Regions from separate parts of the Mus musculus genome. Here regions 2 and 3 are each linked to region 1. Evidence: chromatin contacts called from ENCODE Hi-C or POLR2A ChIA-PET data. All regions are on one chromosome and are shown on one strand. Each heading gives the region's core, a stretch centred on a gene start or an enhancer-like site at or near the end of the contact. The rest is flanking DNA. Distances are from core to core; before and after follow the strand shown. Region 1 holds the start of Ppp1r12c (protein phosphatase 1, regulatory subunit 12C). Region 2 holds the start of Fiz1 (Flt3 interacting zinc finger protein 1). Region 3 holds the start of Ndufa3 (NADH:ubiquinone oxidoreductase subunit A3).

Region 1 (2,700 bases), core at 81-2,580:
CAGAGAAGGGCCTGGCATGGTGGCGCACGCCTTTAATCCCTGCACTGGGGAGGCAGAGGCAGAGGCAGAGGCAGGCGGATTTCTTAGTTGGAGGCCAGTCTGGTCTACAGTGAGTTCCCAGCCAGGGCTATACAGAGAAACCCTGTCTCGAAAAAAAGAAGAAGAAGGAGGAGGAGGAGGAGGAGGAGGGCAGAGACATAAGGACCTGCATTTGAGGATGGCCTGGGCTACATAGCAAGACCTTGTCTAAAGGAAAAACAACAAAACAAAAGGAAAAGTGGTCCAGCTCCTCGAAGAGCAAATGCCTACAAGTTTCCAGGAAGGCAAACAATGTAAACAGAGAAAGAGAGTTGAGGAGAAACTTCTATAAGAGGTGACAAGCTCCCCAAATTGGGGGGGGGGGGGATGAATTGATAATGTAATTAAGGACATGGGATTGTAGGTAAGAGAAAAGATTAAAAAAAAAAAAAAAAGCAAAGGATGACGCGACAGAGGAAATGCCTTTTCAAGGAAACAACGTGGTACACTGTCCTGAGGCCACAACGTACAGCACAAGTCACGGGAAGAAGAGGAAGGCACAAACAGGATGGACCTTCAAAGAAGTGACACTGAAGGACCTGGGCCTAAAGAGGGTCAAGTCAGAGTGCAGGAGAACGAAACCACAGGCCTGGGTCAGGAAAGACTTCAGCACAGTCAAACAAGTACCAGCTAGGAAAGGAGGAACCCGGCCAGCATAGGCACGGAAGTAAGCGATGCTGCAAAAAATGCACGGGAGAGAGATGACAGCACGAATGACAGAGAAGAGGCGGCCACAGAGCAGGCGGGATCCTCAGCGATGGCACAGTCGAGGGGAGGTGGATCAGGGCCGAGGAGGGAGGATGCCCGAGTGGCGAAGACGCGGGGCGGGGGCGCTGACCTGGTGCAGGGCGCTGATGCCATCCGCGTTGGTGGAGTCGAGCACGGCACGGGCAGGCGGAGGGACGGCGGGGTCGGACGCAGCGCCGGAGCCGGGACCGGGATCCGCTGCGCGCAGCATCAGGCGAGCCTCGTCCAGATCGCCCCCCGCGCAGGCCGCCAGGAACTCAGCGGCGCGCTCGAAGCGGACCGTGCGGGCTCGCCGCTCCCCGGGGCCCGGGTCGGCGCCCGCCCGAGCCCCCCACTGCCGCAGCTGCTCCTGCCGCCGCTCACGGGCGGCCGCAGCAGCCGCCGCCGCCCCCGGGCCCGCTGCCGGACCATCCTCGCCGGACATCGCGCCGGCCGCTCGCCCGCCTACTAAGCGAGCGAGCGAGCACCGGGCGACGAACAGCCGCCACCCGCCCGCCCCGGGGGCCGCCGGGAACCGCCGCGCGACAAGCACCGCCCAGAAGCTCGCCCAGCCCCCGCTCGGTATATTGACGTCACGGCGCCGACCCAAAGCCCTCTGGGTAACCGAGTCCCGCCTGAGACTTGCGTAGCTATCGCTGGGGGCAAGGGCCTAAAAAGAAGCCCCTCGTAGCGAGCTGGGAAGTGGAGTTTCTCCCCATTGAGGAGCCTTGCATAACTTGAGCAGATAGGTTAGAGAATGAGGCAGCCGGCAGGCCGGCAGAAGTGCTGGGAAATGGGTTCTACAAGCGGAAGTCTTCGCTAGACTCGCTATATATCCTGAGGCACGTTTAGAAATCCGGAGCTGGAAGGGGTCGAACGAAAAACTCAAAAGGCACGCCCTCAATCCCAGCACTTGGGAGGCAGTGAGTTCGAGGCCAGTCTGGTCTGATCCTGGTCCTGAGTTCCAGGACAGCCAGAGCTACACAGAGAAACCCTCTCTCGAAAAAACAAGCAAAAAGAGAACTGCCTAAAGGAGGACATGTCCCTAGGGAGTGCTGGGAATCTGGGTAGAGCGGCCGGACAGGCTACTGGGGCATGCTGGGAAATGTAGTGTACTTTGTAAAGTGACTACCCCAAGGCGCATGGGAAATGATAGCGGATAGCGGATCCTGAGAGATAGAAATAAATTTTGCATACTTTTTACGATTTGTTTTGAGATAGGATGGCGCTCGAACTCATTAATAATGCCCTTGAACTTCTGATCTTCCTGTCTCCATCTCCTAATTGCTGGGATTACAGGAGTCTGTTTGTTTGTGTGTGTGTGTGTGTGGGGGGGGGGTTATTTTTGTTTTGAGACAGGGTCTCAGTATGTAGCCCTGCCTGGTTTGAAGCTCACTATGCAGACAGAATGGCCTCGAACTCACAAAACTCCGCCTCCTCCTGCCTCTGGAGTGATGAAATTAAAGGAGTGCCACCATGCCGTACTTGTTTTGGTTTTGAATCTGTCCCTCTCCCATCGGCTATAAGTAAACTCGATTTGTTTTCTTTGAGACCCTCTTAGTCCTAATGACTAGAACTAAGCCTGAGAGTAGGCAATAAAAAATATTTCGAATGAATGAATGAATGGGCTCCCTAAGGCATCAGGTAGACCAAGGGCCGACGGGAAATTGAGTTCTCAAACAAGATTAAAGCTTGTCACCGCCAAACTCATCTTTTAACATGGCGATAAAGTTCCCGAGCAAAGTTCAAGGAAATCAGATAACATAGGGCAAGCTGGGAAATGTAGTCTCAAGGCCACGCCTCCAAAGGGTTCAGCTCCAGACTTCCAAATATGTCTCAGAATGCAAGGTACCTAAGAAGTCAGTTTCCAGACCAAGAACGAGCCCACGTTTTCTA
Region 2 (2,751 bases), core at 73-2,572, 510 kb after region 1:
AGCTCACACTAGTTCTGTAGTTTCAGAAACAAAACCTTTTTACCAATGAAATGGGAATGCCAGTGTTTCCTTCATACAGTGATGGTGTGAGCTAAGTAAAACTGTAGCAAGCTGTACAACGCACTTAGGAAAGCCGAGGCACAGGAAAGACGTAACTGAGCAGTTTGACCAAGTTCCTCTTAGTTTCTTTATTCTCATATGCTTCTTAGTTAACTTGACTTTTCTAAGTTAAATCTTCACTGAGACTTGCTTCCAAATCCCACCTAACTTCTCCTTCAAATAAGTCACATTTTTCTATAATCACCTCTACTTCGCTATTATATTCTTAGCTTGCCGCCAAGCCCCCCCCCCAAGCATTTTTACCTTCGTGATAAAAACCTGATAGTTCCACTAAAACTTTCCAAATTGCACACCTAGATCGCTGCCCCCCCCCCCGCCCCCCGTCTTGTCTTGTTGTTTTTTCTTTCTTTCTTTCTTTTTTTTTTTTTTCGAGACAGGGTTTCTCTGTATAGCCCTGGCAGTCCTGGAACTCACTTTGTAGACCAGGCTGGCCTCGAACTCAGAAATTCGCTTGCCTCTGCCTCCCAAGTGCTGGGATTAAAGGCGTGCGCAACCACCGCCCCGCTAATGCCCCCACCCCCACCCCCTTGTCAAGGTAAGCTTTTCTTTAAGTCACACCTCAGGCAAACTTCACACAACATACTCTGGGCCTCTGTTGTCTTACTGGACCCCAGTTTTCCCCTCATCTTACGAAGTTTCTTCAATTTTTCAACCAAGGCCCTTTCCCCCATTTCATGAGATTCACGCCTCTTTGCTAGGCCCCACTTTATATAAACCTCTCCATTTTCTAACCAGTCTCCACACTTTCTTGAAACCCCTCCCCTCCAACTATAAGCCACGCCTCAACAAGCTACTCCTCCAGTTCTGCCCCGCCCCGACCACCTTAAGCTCCGCCCCTCCTGCGCCCTACGGTGTCTGGTGCAGCCGGCCCCCACCCCCACCCCTGCTCGATCTTGCGAACAAGGCCCGGAAAACTGGCCCTTTGTACCCCTCTCCCTGCCCCTACAAGGTGCAGTCTCGGGCGCCCGAGTCGGGGGCAGGTCAAGCGGCCCAGGAACTAGGCAAGACCACCTTGCTTTTGCGTTGCGGAGGTCCTGGAGACCAGGCAGGCCTCCGGGGGGCCGGGAAAGTCTGTCCGCTTTCCTGTTTAATTACTTACACCTCCCTCTGGGCGCCGACATTTTGGGTAGCGGGGTCAGCGTCACTTCCACCTGAGGGGCCTCTCGACTTCCGCCTCAGCTCTCTTCTACGCCCCCCCAACCCCCCTTTACCCCTCCTTCTTGGCTTCTCTATCCCGCCCCCGCCCCGCCCTTCTGTGTTTTCCTTTCCTATTTCCAGCCGCGGAGGTTAAAGAAGCTAGGCTAGCGCCATCTTTGTTGAGGGCAGGGCAGGGGCGGGGCCTAAGTTACCCGCGGCGCCATATAGACTAAGGGCAATACTCTCAGCGTGCAGCATTTCGTAGCCCACGGTGCGGTTACAAAGAGTTAACATAGATGTGTTTAGATAAGATTGCTTTTTTTTTCTAGTCTTTGACTTCTGCTGGGAAGGATGCGGGAAGAGGGAGAAAAATCCAAGTGGTCAAACTTGTTCAGAGTTAGGAAACACCAAGCACCATTTTACTACTTTAACTCCATGGCTCTTTGAAGCTGATGGGCGCCATATTAATTAGGGGCACTTAGCAGCCATTTCCCGCTTCTCATCTATCCGGTACCTGTATTTGATTGGGTCACCGGGTTGGGAAGGCTTCGTGGGAGGAAAGGCATTTTTGCAGGTGGTTGGGGATTTTTGTGCGTTGTCACTGGGCACACGAAGGCGCCTGATACGCAGGCGCATTTGTTGCTAGCGTGTCGGGGCCTTGGGACCCAGGGCATCCTCTTTGTTCCCCGCGGGCGCTGGCAGCAGGGAAGGGAGGGAGGGGCCCCCGGCTTCCGTGCCGAGGGGCGGGGTCCAGCTCACGCTCTGCTACCTCCCACACCCCCGCCCCGCCGCCGCCTAGGGGCTGGGCCCCCTCTCTCCCGCCCCTTCCCACGCTTCGGCCCGTCGCCCCCGGCGCGCGCGCGCGTACACACGCGAGCCCAGGCAGCATGCAAATGAGGTACCCAGAGGCGGGGGGCCCGGGTGGGGGGGATGGGGGAAAGAGGGTGGTCCCGGCGCGCGCGCATAAGCGCGCACCCGGCACCTGTTCCCAGCTTCTTTGCTCTCTCCTGCGCACGTCGACCTCGCGCCCCGCCGAGCGGTCTGGGCTCGCGCGCGCAGACCCCCTTCTGGCAGCCCCTGCCACCAATGTCCCCGCGCCGCTCATTGGCCACCGTACCCTGAGGGCCCGCCCCGCTTGCGGGCTGGGCCACTCGCGCCTGACAGGCACGCGTCGTACCGGACTTGTGGGTGGGAGAGGGTCGAAGAGCCACTCTGTCACTTCATAGGTATGTTTCAGAAACTCAGCTTCTTGTCCAGGCTTCCTCATCGTGCGAACCATATGATCCTGGACAAGTTGCTTCTGTGTGGACCTCATGCTATGTGCATATTAAAAGGGGGTGCAAGTTTTGGGGGTGTAGCTCAGGCCCAGTATGTGTGAGGCCCTGATTAGGATAGCCAACACCACACACAAAACTTTAAACCAACCAAACAATAAAATAATAAAAAGAGGGGTGCAGGGTCCCCCGACAGAATCTGCTGCTAGCTGCACCTTTG
Region 3 (2,798 bases), core at 164-2,663, 880 kb before region 1:
AAATTGGATGTTGAATTCCATATGAACAGATATAGCCCTCAGCCCAGCCAAGGATCCACACACAGGGGAGGGACAGCTCACAGAGAGTCGACAGCTGGAGTATCAGCGACAGGACCATGGTGGGCACTCTCCGTGGAGCTGAGGAAAAGGTTGACCCTGCCTTTTTCACTCTGAGGAAATGAAGCAACACCAGAAAGCCATGTGAGAGTCCTGTTTAGGGAACAGAGGAGTCAGGTGGAGGCTCCTGGGTAACTGTGTCATAGTTTCATTGTCTTGGAAAAAGTTGCAAGATGGAACAGTCATAGCCTCTGGTGTTCTTTAATTTAACTTAAAAGTTGGGGAGGAGGGCTGAGGACGTTGTCGCTAAGTAGAAGACCACTTGCCCAGAGTAGCCTCAGCACTGAGGAGAGAAAGGAAAGGGGCAGGTGGGAGGAAGAAAAATGGAAAAGAGGAAAAAAACAACAACAACAACAAAAAAAACAAAACAAAAAGGTAGAAAGGGAAAAAGAAGCTTGCTGTACAATATGTACTATGCCGGTAACAAGAGAAGGCTCAGACTCCATTACTGCTCTCACTGTCCAGTCCAGATATGTTAATTTTTTTAAGTGATGTGCATTATCTTAGAGGCTCAGGCTTGTAATCTCACCAGCTTGAGAAACCAAGGCAGGAGGCTGTCAAGTTCAAAGATTGCAGGGCCAACTTGAGCCATTTAATGCCCTGTCTCAAAATAAAAAGTAATGAAAGGGCTGAAAAATGTGGCTCAACAATAAAAGATATGCCTAAAATCCACCAGCAGGGACCTGGGATAGTAGAATCTATCAGCAAGTGGACGGAGGAGTGGCTCAATCGGAGATGGGTAGCCTAGCCTGTCCTGGTTTCAGTTTTCAGCACTAAGGGGCAGATGGAGGGAAAAGCCATGATCTGCATGCTAGTAACACAAAGCACAGGCAGTCCTTAATATATTTGGGATTAATTTAGAATTTCCAGAATGAGCTTATGTCTAGATGTGATCTCAATGTAAAGCTGACTTTTTTTTTTTTAAGGTTTATTTATGAGTACACTGTTGCAGTCTTCAGACACACCAGAAGAGGGCGTCAGATCCCATTGCAGATGGTTGTCAGTCACCATGTGGTTACTGGAAATTAAACCTTTGGAAGAGCAGACAGAGCTCTGAGCCATCTCTCCAGCCCAAAGCTGACTTTATTACAGGAGAACGTTATGTTACTTCTCCGATGCATTTGCTGAGTTATAAACTATAAGAAAATGGTGAGGCCAGCAGGTGTTCAAGGTGGTTTAAATCTTTCAGTCCTCTTAAGCCTCACTCCAGAACTACAACTCCCGAAAGGGTCCACGTCCTCGCCCAAGGGGCGGGGCCTCACGCAAGGAGAAGGACCACAACTCCCAGAGAGCTCCGCTCCTTGTCGCCGCCAAGAACAAGATGGCCGGGAGTAAGTACAGGTTTGGAGCTCGCGGGGATCAAGTAGTTCCAGGAAACTGTGGGCTGATCCGTGGCTGAGTCTCAGTGGAGCCTTGGGGACCGGTAATCCGTCCCAGAATAGGGGCGCGGCAGTCACGAGGGTGCAGAGCAGGGGTGATACGAGAGTGTTAGAGGTCACCGCAGTAGTCCCCAAGGGTGACTGTCTTCTCACCTCTCTAGGAATCTCTGCCTTCCTCAAGAATGCCTGGGCGAAGGAGCCGGTGCTGGTGGTGTCCTTCTCTGTCTGGGGCCTCGGTGAGTGCCCCCTTCCCCGGCGCGAAAGTGCATCCTCCACCCGGAAGTCATCAGCATTCCACGGCACAGTTTCATCTCGCATCCCCTTGCCAGCCATATCCTGACATTACTGTCGCTCTTCCCTCACCACACACAAGAGGTGCACATTCAACTCAGTTTGACTCTGTAGGCAGAACTCCTCGGCGAAGTCTGACTTATGCAAATCTCTCAGCAAGCCTCCCACCTTGCAGTGGGACAGGGTTACTCACAGTTCTGATGCATTGAAGCCCGGGAGATGGAGGTGACCTGTTAAATTTTCATTCTGAAAGTCTGGGGTGAGGCCTTGGATTTGGCAGCCATCACAGTACCAAAATTGTCAGTATTGCTGGCCTGGAGTGTGACAGAGAAGTTCTAAAACCCACCACCAGCTATCTACCACCCTGACTTTCAAAGACCTAGAATGCTCTAATGTATGTGGTTTTAATTGATTATATGTTGAAATAGTGATTTAATGTATACTTGGTTCGTTCTTAAAGTTAAAATTACATTTTTTAAGGTGTGTGTGTGTGTGTGTGTGTGTGTGTGTGTGTGTGTTGGCTACCAGTTGGGTTTGGGGGGTCGGAGGACAACTTACTGGAGTCAGTGCTCATTCTGAGTTCCAGTGAGCAGGTAATTTTAACTATTGAGCTCTCTCACCACACTAAGGTTAAAAACTTCCTTGAACTGACTTCTTCTGAATCTTTTCAGTTTTCTTTTTTATAGAGGATACAAATCACTTAGCTCAAGTGGGCCTCAAACTCACAGCAGTCTGCCTTGGGTTCTTATGTGTTGATATCACACGCCTGAGCCACCATCCCTGCATATCTTTATTTTATTTTATTTTAATTATTATTATTATTATTTGGTTTTTCGAGACAGGGTTTCTCTGTGTAGCCCTGGCTGTCCTGGAACTCACTCTGTAGCCCAGGATGGCCTCGAACTCAGAAATCCACCTCTGCCTTCCAAGTGCTGGGATTAAAGGCATGCGCCACCACTGCCCGGCACGTATCTTTTCTTAAAAATGTGTGTGCGCCTCTGGAGGCAAGAA

What was found. Hi-C counts contacts between places; a loop is a spot of excess contacts on that map. ChIA-PET counts read pairs that join two places held with the same protein, here RNA polymerase II (POLR2A).
Region 2: POLR2A ChIA-PET joins it to region 1 with 12 read pairs in Patski. The contact joins the promoter of Fiz1 here to the promoter of Ppp1r12c in region 1. POLR2A ChIA-PET finds 5 or more read pairs at or near these places in 4 of 5 experiments (Patski and embryonic stem cell).
Region 3: POLR2A ChIA-PET joins it to region 1 with 14 read pairs in embryonic stem cell. The contact joins the promoter of Ndufa3 here to the promoter of Ppp1r12c in region 1. A Hi-C loop is called at or near these places in 1 of 37 maps with a recorded cell type or tissue (v-Abl transformed pro-B cells). POLR2A ChIA-PET finds 5 or more read pairs at or near these places in 2 of 5 experiments (Patski and embryonic stem cell).

The regions. Positions count from the first base shown.
Region 1 is chr7:4,500,350-4,503,049 of GRCm38, forward strand. It overlaps Ppp1r12c (protein phosphatase 1, regulatory subunit 12C), which reads right to left and starts at 1,331. Exons shown (of 22, transcript NM_029834.3): 1 at 917-1,331. The coding sequence starts at 1,249.
Region 2 is chr7:5,013,406-5,016,156 of GRCm38, forward strand. It overlaps Fiz1 (Flt3 interacting zinc finger protein 1), which reads right to left and starts at 1,323. Exons shown (of 3, transcript NM_001110329.1): 1 at 1,220-1,323. Zfp524 (zinc finger protein 524) reads left to right here and starts at 2,103. Exons shown (of 2, transcript NM_025324.2): 1 at 2,103-2,155.
Region 3 is chr7:3,615,960-3,618,757 of GRCm38, forward strand. Ndufa3 (NADH:ubiquinone oxidoreductase subunit A3) reads left to right here and starts at 1,414. Exons shown (of 4, transcript NM_025348.3): 1 at 1,414-1,448; 2 at 1,658-1,732. The coding sequence starts at 1,439. Oscar (osteoclast associated receptor) reads right to left here and starts at 198. Exons shown (of 5, transcript NM_001290377.1): 1 at 82-198. The coding sequence starts at 118.